Linked DNA regions of Homo sapiens: region 1 is linked to region 2. A link is an interaction called in ENCODE POLR2A ChIA-PET data of the cell type or tissue named here. Cell type or tissue: Panc1. All regions are shown on one strand. Links, peaks and the distances in the headings refer to the core of each region. The heading gives the core; the rest is flanking DNA.

What was found. Peaks named below come from ENCODE experiments on the same cell type or tissue, not always from the same donor. Only the 100,000 strongest peaks of a DNase experiment are listed, where the experiment ranks them.
Region 1: POLR2A ChIA-PET joins it to region 2 with 5 read pairs; 2 of 35 experiments call an interaction of 5 or more read pairs at or near these places.

The regions. Positions count from the first base shown.
Region 1 is chrX:48,853,126-48,859,335 of GRCh38, forward strand. No RefSeq gene overlaps it. Among named protein-coding and RNA genes, the nearest start is that of PCSK1N, 21 kb to the left of the region's middle. In Panc1, for the core only: no CTCF peak of the experiment used is centred there; no DNase peak of the experiment used is centred there.
Region 2 is chrX:48,644,021-48,652,562 of GRCh38, forward strand. All of the region lies in intron 1 of LOC124905186 (a long non-coding RNA gene), which reads left to right. Among named protein-coding and RNA genes, the nearest start is that of WAS, 36 kb to the right of the region's middle. RefSeq lists an enhancer at 4,384-5,046. In Panc1, for the core only: no CTCF peak of the experiment used is centred there; a DNase peak (open chromatin) is centred at 4,424.

The DNA.
Region 1 (6,210 bases), core at 2,211-6,210, 210 kb after region 2:
CTGCCCCGAACGTCTCTGACATGCCCTGGAGACATTTTCCCCATTGTCTTGGTGATTAACATTCGGTTCCTCGTTACTTATGCAAATTTCTGAAGTGGCTTGAATTTCTCCCCAGAAAATGGGGGTTTCTTTTCTATCACATATTCAGGCTGCAAATTTTTCAAACTTTTATGCTCTGTTTGTTTCCTCTTGAACACTTAGCTGCTTAGAAATTTCTTCCGCCAGGTATCCTAAATAATCTCTCTCAAGTTCAAAGTTCCACAGATCTCCAAGGCAGGGGCAAAAAGCCACCAGTCTCTGCTAAAGCATACCTTTGCTCCAGTTCCCAACAGGTTCCTCATCTCCATCTGAGGCCATATCAGCCTGGAATTTATTTTTCATATCACTACCAGCATTTTGGTCAAAGCCATTCAACAAATGTCTAGGAAGTTCCAAACTTCCCCACATCTTCCTGTCTCCTTTAGAGCCCTCCAAACTGTTCCAACCTCTGCCTGTTACCCAGTTCCAAAGTTGCTTCCACATTTTTGGGTATCCTTATAGCAGCACCCAACTCCTGGTACCAATTTATTGTATTAGCCCCTTTATAAAACCATTAGTCTAAGGGAGGAGACCACCCCTCATATTGTCTTATGCTCAATTTCTGCCTCCAAAGAAAGAAGAAGTAAAAACTAAAAGGCAGAAATGAAATCCATAGGCTGCCACACCCTGGGCCTGGTTAAAGATTGACCCCTGACCTAACCAGTTATGTTATCTATAGATTCCAGACATTGTATGGAAAAGCATTGTGAAAATCCCTGTCCTATTCTGTCCCGTTCCGATTACCAGTGCATGCAGCCCCCAGTCACGTACCCCCTGCTTGCTCAATTGATCATGACTCTCTCACGTGGACCCCCTTAGAGTTGTAAGCCCTTAAAAGGGATGGGAATTGCTCACTCGGGGAGCTCAGTTTTTGGAGATGTGAGTCTTGCTGAAGCTCCCAGCTGAATAAAGCCCTTCCTTCTTTAACTCGGTGTCTGAGGGATTTTGTCTGAGGCTTGTCCTGCTACATTACTTGGTTCCCTGACCAGTTAGAAAGGTGATTAATGGATGGTGGAGGCAGCCCCTTAGGCAGCTTAGGCCTGCCCTGTGGAGCATCCCTGCAGGGGACTCCAGCCAGCTTGAGTGACGCGGATCCTGAGAGTGCCCCGGGGTAGGCAATTACCCCAGTGGAACGCCTCACCAGAGCAGCATGTGGCAGGCCCCTGTGGAAGATCAACTCAGTGGCTGAACACCGGGAAGGAACTGGCACTTGGAGTCTGGACATCTGAAACTTGGTAAGACTGGTCTTTGGAACTTGCCCACTCCATTTCAATGGAAGCGTGGCCTGATCACCCACGATGTGCCTGTACCGGCACTTTGGTTTTTGTTTTTGACTTGACTTGGGTTGCTTGATACTTTGGTTTTGGTTTTGACCTGGCTTAGATTTCTGGATACTCTGATTTTGGTTTTGATTCTGGTTTGGTGTAAACTGTAAAAGTGTGTGTGTGCCCTTTTTACCCGTTCTTTGTTTTGTGGTGTGTGTGTGGTGTGAGAGTGGTGTTTTGTCTTGAGGAAGCATGGGTCGGGCACAAGGTAAGCCCACCCCACTAGGAACTATGTTGAAAATTTTCAAGAAAGGATTTACGGGAGATTACAGTGTTACTATGACACCAGGAAAACTTAGAACTTTGTGTGAAATAGACTGGCCAGCATTAGAGGTGGGTTGGCCATCAGAAGGAAGCTTGGACAGGTCCCTTGTTTTAAAGGTATGGCACAAGGTAACCTGTAAGCCAGGGAACCCAGACCAGTTCCCGTAGCTAGACACTTGGTTACAGGTGGTTTTAGACCCCCCCACACACACAGTGGTTGAGAGAACAGCAGCATAAGCGGCTGGCAGAGGCAAGGAAAGACCAGCAGAGGGAGAGAGAGGAAAGAGACAGAGAGGAAAGAGGCAAAGAGAGAGAGGAAGAGACAGAGAGACAAAGAGGGAGTCGAGGAGAAAAAGAGAGGAAGAGACAGAGGCAAAAGGAAAGTCAAAAAGAGAGACAGAAAGTCAAAAAAAGAAAGAGAGAAATATACAAGTAGTTAAAAAAAAAAAAAACAGCGTACCCTATCTATTCCTTTAAAAGCCCGGGTAAATTTAATACCTATAATTGATAATTGAAGGTCTTCTCCGTGACCCTACAACACTCCAATACAACCTTGTTGTAAGTGTAAACAAGGGCGTAGCCTGAAAGCATTGAGGCCACTGACTACCTGTAGCCTTCCTATCAAAAATCCTTAACCCAGTAACCTGTGGATGGCCCAAATGCATTCAATCTGTAGTGGCAACTGCTTTGCTAACAGAATAAAGTAGAAAAATAACTTTTAGAGGAAATCTCATTATGAGCACACCTCACTAGTTCAGAAGTATCCTAAGCGGGGGAAAAAAAAAGATGATTTAACATTAACCACTGAAAATTCCCTTAACCCAGCAGGTTTCCTAACAGGGGATCTAAATCTTAATTACCATACAAAGGTCTGATCAGACCTAGGAGGAACTCCCTTCAGGACAGGATGATAGATGCTTCCTCCCAGGTAATTGAAGAAAAAAAAGCCATCTATACCAATTCTAAGTTAATTTGGACTAAACAAGGTCTTATTAATAGCAAAGGATAATTGAAATCCCAAACTTACAAGATTTTCAACAAAAGTAAAGTTTGCTAAAAGTTAACAATGTAACATGTATTATAATAACTTCTAATCTTGTGGCCTTAGACAATCTAGCCCACAGACATAAAGGAAGTTCACTTTGGAAAAGAATGGTTATCTTAGAAGAAAAAAAAAAGGGGGGAAAAGATGGGGGCAGAGTTTATGTAAAAAGAATATTATATGGTAAATTCTTGTCCTGAAATAAATTAACTGGTTGTTTAAAGAAAGAAATGTTTGTAATAAGTCTGAAAGTTGAGGCAGGTCAAAGAATTGTCTGTGAAAGTCATGAAAGAGAAAAAATATATATTATAAAAAAAGAATTTATGCAAGAAATGTTGTATAATTTAAAAGTAACTAAGCCTCCTGAATGTAAAACTATTGAAAAAATAGTTTATGTGCAAGGTGTATAAGGAAAGTAAAATATACCTTTGGTAAAAGGATTATAAGGTGGCATAAGAATGTAAATTTTTACCTACATTAAAAGGTTAAAACAAATTTGTTTTGAAGGTTTAAGCAAGTTTTAAAATGTTAATTGTAAAAAAAATTCTGCGTGTAAACATATTAGCTAAAGTTAAAGGGGTATCATCCAGTTTTTCTGTGAAGTGAACATTAAAATAAAAACACAACGTGTTTCTCTTAAAGCACTAACCTGCTCTTTAACACAGATTATAAAAGGTTAAAAAGAGTCTATAAAAATCTTACCTTATGGTCTGACATTAAAAACTGAATAAATATGTCTGCAAAGTTTTATTAAAACTAAGTTTAACATTGGCCGGGCGCAGTGGCTCACGCCTGTAGTCCCAGCACTTTGGGAGGCCGAGGCGGGCAGATCCCAAGGTCAGGAGATCGAGACCATCCTGGCTAACACGGTGAAACCCCGTCTCTACTAAAAATACAAAAAATTAGCCGGGCGTGGTGGCAGGCGCCTGTAGTCCCAGCTACTCGGGAGGCTGAGGCAGGAGGGAGGCAGAGCTTGCAGTGAGCCGAGATGGAGCCACCACACTCCAGCCTGGGTGACAGAGTGAGACTCCATCTCAAAAAAAAAAAAAAAAACTAAGTTTAACATTAATAACACACTAATATAAAGGTGAAATTTAGCTTATCTGGTATAAAAATCATACAGGAAGCATTATCAAATATAAAATGGTGTTTGACTTCTTTGGTCCAAAAACTAATAAAAATAGGTGCTAAAGGAAATTTCTCAGTAGAAAGTCACCAAGGACTATAATGTCCACTGCTGATGTCCCCACATTTAAAACAAAAGGTCAGTTTCTTAAAAATTATATACTTGGTTAATCCTCCACTTCCCTTTCCCTCAAAACTAAAAGTCTTTTAGCACATGTACCACCCCTAGAATTTCCAGTAAACCAGCACCAGCACCAGCCTGAAGATCACGTTCTCATCAAAGGATGAAAAAAAAGGAAACTCGAGCCAGCCTAGGAAGGACCCTATCTTGTGCTGCTAACCACCGAGACTGCTGTTCGTACAGCGAAAAAAGGATGGACTCATCACACCTGAGTCAAGAAAGCGCCACCCCCTCCAGAATCATGGGCCATAGTCCCAGGGGAAAACCCTACCAAACTAAAGCTAAGAAAAATTTAACTCTTTCATCTATTCTATTACTCTTTCTTCTTTCCTCGCTCTATTGCTGACCATCTAGTTATTAACATAACCAAGTCAATTTTACCTCAGACTATTGCATTTAATGCTTGTCTTGTTATACCCTGTGGGGACCTGCCAAGTCAAAGACAGTTCTGTACTTGAGAAAAATACATCTGTCCCTCCTGACTCTCCTCAGACTGGGCATTGGTAAATTAGGACCATTTAATCAGGGGAAATTTCAATAAAGACTCCAGTGTCAACCAGGAGTCTTGCTCCCCAATGTAGAGCTTTTATGCTGTACTTGGTCCAACATTCTGTGGACCACTAAAGTGCAAGGATGGACTGCCCCAACTGGTTTTTGTAATTTCCTAAAATCATACATTCATTTTACTAGAGGATCATAGAAGTTAAAGACTTAAAACAAACTTTGGCAATTAAGACAGGATACCAAGATGCAAATGCCTGGTTGGAATGGATCAAATATTCCGTCTGCACCTTAAACAAAAGCAATTCTTATGCTTGTGCATATGGCAGGCCAGAGTCCCAGATTGTCCCCTTTCCACTAAGGTGGTCCTCCAGTGGACCAGGCATGCGCTGCATGGTAGCTCTTTTCCAGGATTCTACAGCCTGGAGTGATAAGTCGTGCCAAGCTCTCTCTGCTATATCCCAAAGTACGGCACCCTGTGGGTCAGCCCCCAAGGGCCATCCAGCTTCCGTCTCCCAACACTAACTTCACTTCTTGTCTCTCACGACAGGGAGGAAACTTAGCATTCCTTGGAGACCTGAAGGGATGCAGTGAGCTTAATAATTTTCAAGAGCTTATCAATCAGTCAGCGCTTGTTCATCCCTGAGTGGATGTGTGGTGGTATTGGGGTGGACCTTTATTGGGCACTCTGCCGAATAACTGGAGTGGCACTTGTACTTTAGTCCAATTGGCTATCCCTTTCACCCTGGCATTTCATCAACCAGAGGGAGGAAAAATAAGACATTGTAAAGCGAGAGAAGCCCCTTATAGGTCTTTCGACTCTCATGTCTATTTAGACGCAATTGGAGTCCCATGGGGAATACCAGATCAATTTAAAGCTTGAAATCAAATAGCTGCAGGATTTGAGTCAATATTTTGGTCGGTGACAGTTAATAAAAATTTAGATTGGATAAACTACATCTATTACAACCAACAGCAATGAGCTTTTCATGAGTTAAAAGAAAAACTCATGTCGGCCCCAGCCCTGGGGCTACCTGACCTGACAAAACCCTTTACACTCTATGTGTCAGAAAGAGAAAAAATGGCAGTTTTGGAGTTTTAACCCAGACTGTGGGGCCCTCTCTCAAAACAACTAGACGGGGTTTCCAAAGGCTGGCCCCCATGTCTAAGGGCCCTGGCAGCAATGGCCCTGTTAGCACAAGAAGCAGATAAACTAACCCTTGGGCAAAACCTGAATATAAAGGCCCCCCATGCTGTGGTAACTTTGATGAATACCAAAGGACATCACTGGATAACAAATGCTAGATTAACCAAGTACCAAAGCTTGCTATGTGAAAATCCCCACATAACCACTGAAGTTTGCAACACCCTAAACCCAGCTACCTTGCTCCCAGTATCAGAGAGCCCAGTTGAACACAACTGTGTAGAGGTATTGGACTCAGTTTATTCTAGTGGGCCCAACCTTTGAGACCATCCTTGAACATCAGTAGACTGTGAGCGGTATGTGGACGGGAGCAGCTTCGCCAACCCCTGCAAAGTAACTCTGAAGAAGTCGACAAGCCCTGCTCCAGTCACACCCGGAAGCTGACTGGTCCACGCACGGCTGAAGCATGAGAAAACTCATCGCGGGACTCATTTTCCTTAACATTTGGACTTGTACAGTAAGGACTTCAACTGACCTTCCTTGGACTGAG
Region 2 (8,542 bases), core at 2,001-6,000:
GCTGGTTTTGAACTCCTGACCTCAAGTCATCCACCCACCTTGGCCTCCCAAAGTGCTGGGATTATAGGCGTGAGCCTATAATCTGGCCAGATGATAGGAATTTTTCAACTGTATTATAATCTTATGGGACAACTGTCATATATGTGGTCTGTCATTGACAGAAACATCATCACTTGTTGTATGACTATGGCATGATTCCACTTATATGGGGTATCCAGAGTAGTCAAACTCATAGAAACAAAACACTAGGATGGTGGTTGCCAGGGGCTGAGAGGATGGGGAAATGGGGAGTTGCTGTTCAATGGATATTGCGCCCGGCCAGCCACACCAATTCTTACACCAAGAAGTGATGGAGCACAAGTGCTGATGGGCCTTAACACCATCATAAACATCTTTTGTTTGTCCCGGGGAAGAAATTCCCAACTCCTTCCAAAGGTCTGCCAAAGTCTACCAGTATCCCAAGCTGATTTCCTTATCCCCTCAGCAGATGCTGGAAAGCTGGAAGTCTCCTTCCTTCTCACTCTCCTGCTTGACATCTGCACAGCCATTCTTCTTCCTCCCCTTGCTCCCCTTCCTCCCCTTCTCCTTCTCCTACTTATTGAGACAGAGTCTCGCTCTGTCGCCGAGGCTGGAGTGCAGTGGTGTCATCTCGGCTCACTGCAACCTCTGCCTCCTGGGTTCAAGCAATTCTCTTGCCTCCACCTCCTGAGTAGGTGGGATTACAGGTGTGTGCCACCACAGCAGGCTAATTTTTGTATTTTTAGTAGAGACGGGGTTTCACCATATTGGCCAGGATGGTCTCGAACTCCTGACCTCAGGTGATCTGCCTGTCTTGGCCTCCCAAAGTGCCGGGATTACAGGCATGAGCCACCGGCGCCCGGCCCTTTTTATTATTATATATTATTTTTGAGACTGGGTCTCACTCTGTAATCCAGGCTGGAGGGCAGTGGCGTGATCACAGCTCACTGCAGCCCTGACCTCTTGGGCACAAGCAGTCCTCCCGCGTCAGCCACCCAAAGTGCTGGGTCTACAGGCATGAGCTACTGTGCCCAGTCTACGATTTTTTTAAAATTTATAATTATTTTGTTTATTCAGGCAGTACAACATGATGTTTTGATTTATGTACACATTATAGAGAGTCAAGCTAATTAACACACCCAATACCTCACCAATTTATCATTTTTGTGTGGTGAGAACGTTAAAAATCCATTCTTTCTCCTCTGAAGCTGTAGAGGATGGGGTGTCCCTGCTTTCCTTTTTAACGATAAAATCATGTTTGTTATTTCATAAAATAGTTAGACAGTGAGGCTTTGTTAGTTTGTTTAATGTCCTAACTCGGCAAAATTGAAAGGTGGCAACACTCTGCCCCTCTCCCATGCACCATGCATACACACATATGTTTACAGCTAGGTTTTTTTTGGGGGGGGAGGTAGTATCCATATCATGTATTAATTTTCTTACAATTTATTTTTTCTTTTCTTTCAGTGACGGGGTGTTGCTCTGTCACCCAGGCTGGCGTGCAGTGGTGTGATCATAGCTCACTACAGCCTTGACCTCCCGGCCTCCAGCTATCCTCCCATCTCAGGCTCCCAAGTAGCTGGGAATACAGACATGCACCACCACACCCAGCTAATTTTTCTTTTTCTTTTTCTTTTTTCGTAAAGACAGGATTTCGCCATGTTCGCCAGGCTGGTCTCGAACTCCTAGCCTCAAGCCATCCTCCCAACTTGGCCTCCAAAAGTGCTGGGATTATAGGCAATGAGCCACCATGCCCTGCCTAATTTTCTTACAATTTCAAAATATAAATATCATATCTTAATAATTTATAATGACGTCACCAATATTCTCCCTATTGTCTCAAAAAAGTGGCAACCTTTGCAGAAGGGAGGATCTTCTAAAAGAACAAAATGAAAAAAGATAAGAATTCTAACTTGGGTCTTGCGCCGGGCATTGCCTGAAGCAGACAGCCAGAGGCAATCTTTCAGGAATGGAGTGAGGAAGAAATGGGGAGGGAGAGGTAAGCCTGGGGGTTCTGTGGGCAGCAGGAATCTTCAGCTGCTGGGAGGTAAGGGGACTTCTAAGAAAGTGGATGTCCTCTGTTTGACTTTGTTATATTTTCTGCTGTGTGGCCCGGGCTTGTCAGCTTGTCATCTTTCTCCCTTGGCCCTATAAACACAGAGAAACAGAGAAAAGAACAAGAATTCTGGGGACAGTGGAATTAGAACCAGAGGTGACCAAAGGGACATATTATCCAGGTGGTAACTGCCGGAAGTAGATGTTCTTTAACAGTTTAAAAAGTGATGATGAGGCCAGGCACAGTAGCTCGCGCCTCTAACCCCAGCACTTTGGGAGGCCGAGGTGGGTGGATCACCTGAGGTCAGGAGTTCAAGACCAGCCTGGCCAGCATGGTGAAACCCTGTCTCTACTAAAAATACAAAAAATTAGCCAGGCATGGTGGCATGTGCCTGTAATTCCAGCTACTTGGAAGGCTGAGGCAGGAGAATCACTTGAACCTGGGAGGCAGAGGTTGCAGTGAGCCGAGATCGCACCACTGCACTCCAGCCTGGGCAACAGAGTGAGACTCCGTCTCAAGAAAAAAAAAGTGATGATGATGATGACAGAAAGAATACAATGTAGAAAAGCTTAGACCCTTGGCTAATGGGGCTTTGTTTAACCACATAGGATTTAATCCCAACCACTTCTGCCAAAATTTTGTTCTCTAGAGGCCCTATTCTTTGCTTTCTTTATTATTATTATTATTATTATTATTATATTATTTTTTTTAGAGTTGAGGAGTCTGGTTCTGTCACCCAGGCTGGAGTGCAGTGGTGTGATCTTGGCTCACTGCAACCTCTGCCTCCCAGGTTCAAGCAATTCTCCTGCCTCAGCCTCCTGAGTAGCTGAGATTACAGGCGTGTGCCACCACGACTGGCTGATTTTTGTATATTTATTTATTTATTTATTTATTTTCTGAGACCGAGTCTTGCTTTGTTGTCCAGGCTGGAGTGCAGTGGTGCGATCTTGGCTCACTGCAACCTCTGCCTCCCAGGTTCAAGCAATTCTCCTGCCTCAGCCTCCCAAGTAGCTGGGATTACAGGCACCCACCACCGTGCCTGGCTAATTTTTGTATTTTTAGTAGAGACGGGGTTTTACCATGTTGGCCAGGCTGGTCTTGAACTCCTGACCTCAGGTGATCCACCCACCTCGGCCTCCCGAAGTGCTGGGATTACAGATGTGAGCCTCTGCGCCCGGCCAATTTTTGTATTTTTAGTAGAGACGGGGTTTCACACTGTTTTTCCCAAAGTGCTAGGATTACAGGTGTGAGCCACCTCACCTGGCCCCATTCTTTTGCTTTCTACCCTTTCTTAACCCTGTTCCCAAAATGTATGCGTCTGTGGCTGGAATATGTTAAAGGGAAGTAGCTTTCCACCTCTGTATTGGTTCATTCTGACTCTGCTTTTTCTTGCACCTGTGCTCTTCTTTTTAAAATGTTTTTGAGTGTTTTTATTTAACACTAATACACATTGGGTTTGGCCAAATAGATGTCTTTTCATCCCTGTGCCCCTCTGCAATGATACATTTCTGGAGAGGAGAGGCCAGGCAGGTTTCATTATCCTTACACATTACCTGGCAAGCTGCCATGTGCAACAGGTATTTAATACATATTTTTTGAAAAACAATCTCTCATGTCTTTGGAATCATTGGGAACTACAACCAAGTGAAGGCAGTAGAAGTTGGTGGCTGATGAAGTGCCTACAATGCATGCTATTTCTATAGGGAAGATTCCAAACGTACGTCAATTGTTAGTAAAGGAATTGATAGAGGCCAGGCATGGTGGCTCATGCCTGTAATCCCAGCACTTTGGGAGGCCGGGGCAGGCGAATTGCTTGAGCCCAGGGGTTCAAGATGTAGCCTGGGCAACATTGTGAGATTCCGTCTCTACTAAAAATACAAAAATTAGCCACATGTGGTGGCTCACACCTGTAGTCTCAGCTACTTGGGAGGCTGAAGTGGAAGGATCGCCTGATTCCAGGAGTTCAAGACCACGCTGGGCAACATAGGGAGACCTCGTCACTACCAAAAATAAAAAAAATTATCTGGGCGTGGTGGCTCATGCCTGTGGTCCCAGCTACTTAGGAGGCTGAGGTGGGAGGATTGCCTGAGCCAAGGAGGTCGAGGCTGCAGTGAGCTGAGATCATGCCACTGCACTCCAGCCTGGGTGACAGAATGAAAGCCTGTCCCCCAAAAAATAAAATAATGAAATCATGAGCTAAACCAAGTACAAAATTAATAAATAAAAAGATTAAAAATAAAAATAAAATAAAGGAATGGATAGAAGGGATGAATTGTCAACAAGATCCCGATATGTTTTCCCTTCTGATTTCAAGTATCTAATTCAGTTATTCATTTTACCCTGAGGGTGGCAGCAGGAGTCTCTTCTATCGCCCAAGCGTTGCCAAGAGGCAACTTTTAGGTCACTCTGACATGAGCTAACAGATGCAGTTTCTGGTTAGAGAGCTTGGACAGATCCATGCCATTTCCTCTCCCTTACAAGGTTGGGGGGAAAGGCTGCGTGCGGCCTCAGGAAACCCTGGGGAGCAGCAGGGATCCTCCCCAGCTGTCGCCCAATTAGAAAGCCAGTGATTTAACAGAAGGCCAAGAAGACTCACAGGGCCAGGCCTGGGGTTCTCTTTGTTCCACCTTTTTTCCCATGCTGAGAAATGAAAGAGAAAAACATTGCATGACAAGAATTAATGGTGTCAAACAAATAGCATCAAAGACAATTTAAGTATTGCTCTTCTCTCTCGGAAATGGATGAAGACAAAGAGTAGTGGCTTCCTTTTTACCCATTAACTGCTCTACATTTGGAAAGAGCTGGTGGACAGTGTTTTCATACTGTATCCATTCAGCTTGATGCTTACAAATGTACAGTTCAGAAATTTTTCAAGGAAACAGTTTGCTACAAAGCACATAGTTTCCTCTGATCATAACCATGACCTCGTTTATAATCATAATCTTGTTTATAATCTCAGGATGCCAACATGCCCAAAATGACTTTGGAATCATTGTTTTAAAATTTCATCTTTTTTTAAGACTTTATTTTTTAGAGCAGTTTTAGGTTCATGGCAAAATTGAGCAGAAAGTGCAGAAATTTCCCAGATAACTCCTGCCCCTACACACCCACAACCTCTGTCACTATCACCACCCCTAACCAGAGCTGTACAGTTGTTGCAATTGATGAACCTGCAATTGACGCATCATCATCACCCAAAGTCCATAGTTTACATTATGACTCACTCGTGTTGTATATTTTATGGGTTTTGACAAAGATACAAGGACACATATCCATCATTGCAGTATCATGCAGAGTAGTTTCACTGCCCTAAAAATCCTCTGTGCTCCACTTATTCATCTCTCCTTCCCCTCAACTCCTGTAAACCACTAATCTTTTTACTGCCTCCTTAGTTTTGCCTTTTCCGGAATGTCATATAGTTGGAATCATACAGTATGTAGCCTTTTCAGATTGGCTTCTTTCACTTAGTATATCAGTCTGTTCTCATGCTGCTTATAAAGACATACCCAAGACTGGGTAATTTATAAAGAGGTTTAACGGAGTCACAGTTCCACGTGGCTGGGGAGGCCTCACAATAATGGTGGAAGGTAAAAGGCATGTTTTACATGGTGGCAGATAAAAGAGAATGTGGACCAAGCAAAAGGGTTTTCCCCTTATGAAACCATCAGATTTTGTGAGACTTATTCACTACCATGAGAACAATATGAGGGAAACTGCCCCCCATGATTCAGTTATCTCCCACTGGGTCTCTCCCACAACGCGTGGGAATTATGGGAGCTATAATTCAAGATGAGATTTGGGTGGGGACACAGCCAAACCTATCACTTAGTAATATGCATTTAAGTTTCCTCCATTTTTTTTTTTTTTTCTGAGACAGAGTCTCGCTCTGTCACCCAGGCTGGAGTGCAGTGGCGCGATCTCGGCTCTCTGCAACCTCCGCCTCCCGGGTTCAAGTGATTCTCCTGCCTCAGCTTCCTGAGTAGCTGGGATTACAGGCGTGTGCCACCACGCCCAGCTCATTTTTAGTAGAGATGGGGTTTCACCATGTTGGCCAGGCTGGTCTCAAACTCCTGACCTCAAGTGATCCACCTGCCTCCGCTTCCCAAAGTGCTAGGATTACAGGCATGAGCCACCGCGCCTGGCCTCTTCCATGTCTTTTTATGGCTTGGTAGCTCAGTTCTTTTTCTCACTGCATAATATTCCACTATCTGGATGTACCAGTTTATTTATCCACTCACCTACCAAAGGACATTTTGGTTGCTTCCATGTTTTTGCAATTATGAATAAAGCTGCTATAAACATTCCTGTGTGTAGATTTACGTGGGGACATAAGTTTTCAAGTCATTTGGGTAAATATCAAGGAATGCAATTACTGGATGGTATAGTAAGAGTATGTTTAGTTTTGTAAGAAGCCGCCAAACTGTCTTCCAAAGTGGCTGTGCCATTTTGCATTCTCATGAATGAGAGTTTCTGTTGCTCCACATCCTCGACAGCATTTGGTGTTGTCAGTGTGTTGTTTTCACCATTCTAATAGGTGTGTAGTGGCATCTCACTGTTGTTTTATTTTATTTTTTATTTTTTTAATTTTGAGACAGGGTTTCACTCTCGTTGCCCAGGCTGGAGTGCAATGGCGCGATCTTGACTCACCGCAACTTCCGCCTCCCAGGTTCAAGCAATTCTCCTGCCTCAGCCTCCCTAGTAGCTGGGATTACAGGCATGTGCCACCACGCCCAGCTAATTTTGTATTTTTAGTAGAGACGGGGTTTCTCCATGTTGGTCAGGCTGGTCTTGAACTCCTGACCTCAGGTGATCCGCCCGCCTTGGTCTCCCAAAGTGCTGGGATGACAGGCATGAGCCACTGCGCCCAGCCTAACTGTTGTTTTAATTTGCAAGTCTCTAATGACATATGATGTTGGGCATCTTCATATGCTTATTTGCCATCTGTCCACCTTCTTTGGTGAGGTGTCTATTCAGGTCTTTTGCCCATTTTTTAATCAGGTTGTTCATTTTCTTACCGTTGAGTTTTAAGAGCTCTTTGCAATTTTGGATAATAGTCATTTATCAGACACCTCTTTTGCAAATATTGTGGCTTGTCATTTCATTCACGTTTGTGGGGAGGGGGGAACGGAGTCTCACTCTGTCACCCAGGCTGGAGTGCAGTGGTGCAATCTCGGCTCACTGCAACCTCTGCCTCCTGGGTTCAAGCAATTCTCCTGCCTCAACCTCCAAGTAGCTGGGATTACAGGTGCACACTACCACACCTGGCTATCATCTCATTCTCTTGATCATCCTTTTTTCTTAAATTAAAAAGTGAGCAATTTCTTTGCAGTCAGAACAACATTTCTGTTGGCAGTGTGTGGTGGTAAAGAGGGGGACTCTGGAGTTAGCTTGGATTTGAATTCCAGTTCTGCCACTTATTAGCTGTGCCAGTTACTGAATGTCTCTGTGCTGCACTTTCCTCATCTTTAAAATGGGTATATGAGCTGGGCGTGGTGGCTCATGCCTGTAATCCCAGCACTCTGAGAGGCAGAGGTGGGTGGATTGCTTGAGGTCAGGAGTTCAAGACCAGCCTGGGCAACACGGCAAAATCCCGTCTCTACAAAAAATACAAAAATTAGCTGAGTGTGGTGGTGCACACCTGTAGTCTCAGCTACTTGGGGGACTGAGGTGGGAAGATCGCTTGGGCCCAGGAGGAGGAGGCTGCAGTGAGTGGAGATCGTGCCATTGCACTCCAGCCTGGGCGAGAGAGTGAGACTCTGTCTCCAAATTAAATAAAACAAGATGGAGATAAACCCGTACTCATAGGGTTGCTGTGAAAATTAGGTCAATTAATATAATTAGTATAAGAGATTTAAAACAGTTTCTGCAATATTTATTATTAAATTATTTGATTAGAACAAAAGATATAGTTTGCACAGTGGCAGAGACATGCATGAAAAGCAATGGTAGACATTTCTGACATGAAGGGCATGCCTTGGCAGCCTTTTAAGATCATTCTCCACTGAGCAGCAGCAGTTTCGTTTTAGAAGTCACATCAAAGCTACTTTGGCTTTTGCAAGGCGATTTCTGTGCATTATGCACAGAATGACATACCAACCTAAGAAAATTGATCTACTAGCAATTAGTGAGATGGAGCAGGAGAAGGAGCTAGCTTGCTATGGAAAAAGTGACAAAGAGATGGACTGAGTTGAGACACTTAGAGGTCTCTGACACTAACTGGCTGCCTCACTTTGTACAAATCACTTTATTCATCTGTTTCAGGCTTCCACTTGGTTTTGTTTTGTTTTTTGAGATAAGAGTCTTGCTCTGTCATCCAGGCTGGAGTGCAATGGCGTGATCTCGGCTCACTGCAATCTCTGCCTCCTGGGTTCAAACGATTCTCCTGCCTCAGCCTCCTGAGTAGCTGGAATTACAGGCATGCACCACCAGGCCCAGCTAATTTTTTTTTTTTTTTTAGTAGAGATGGGG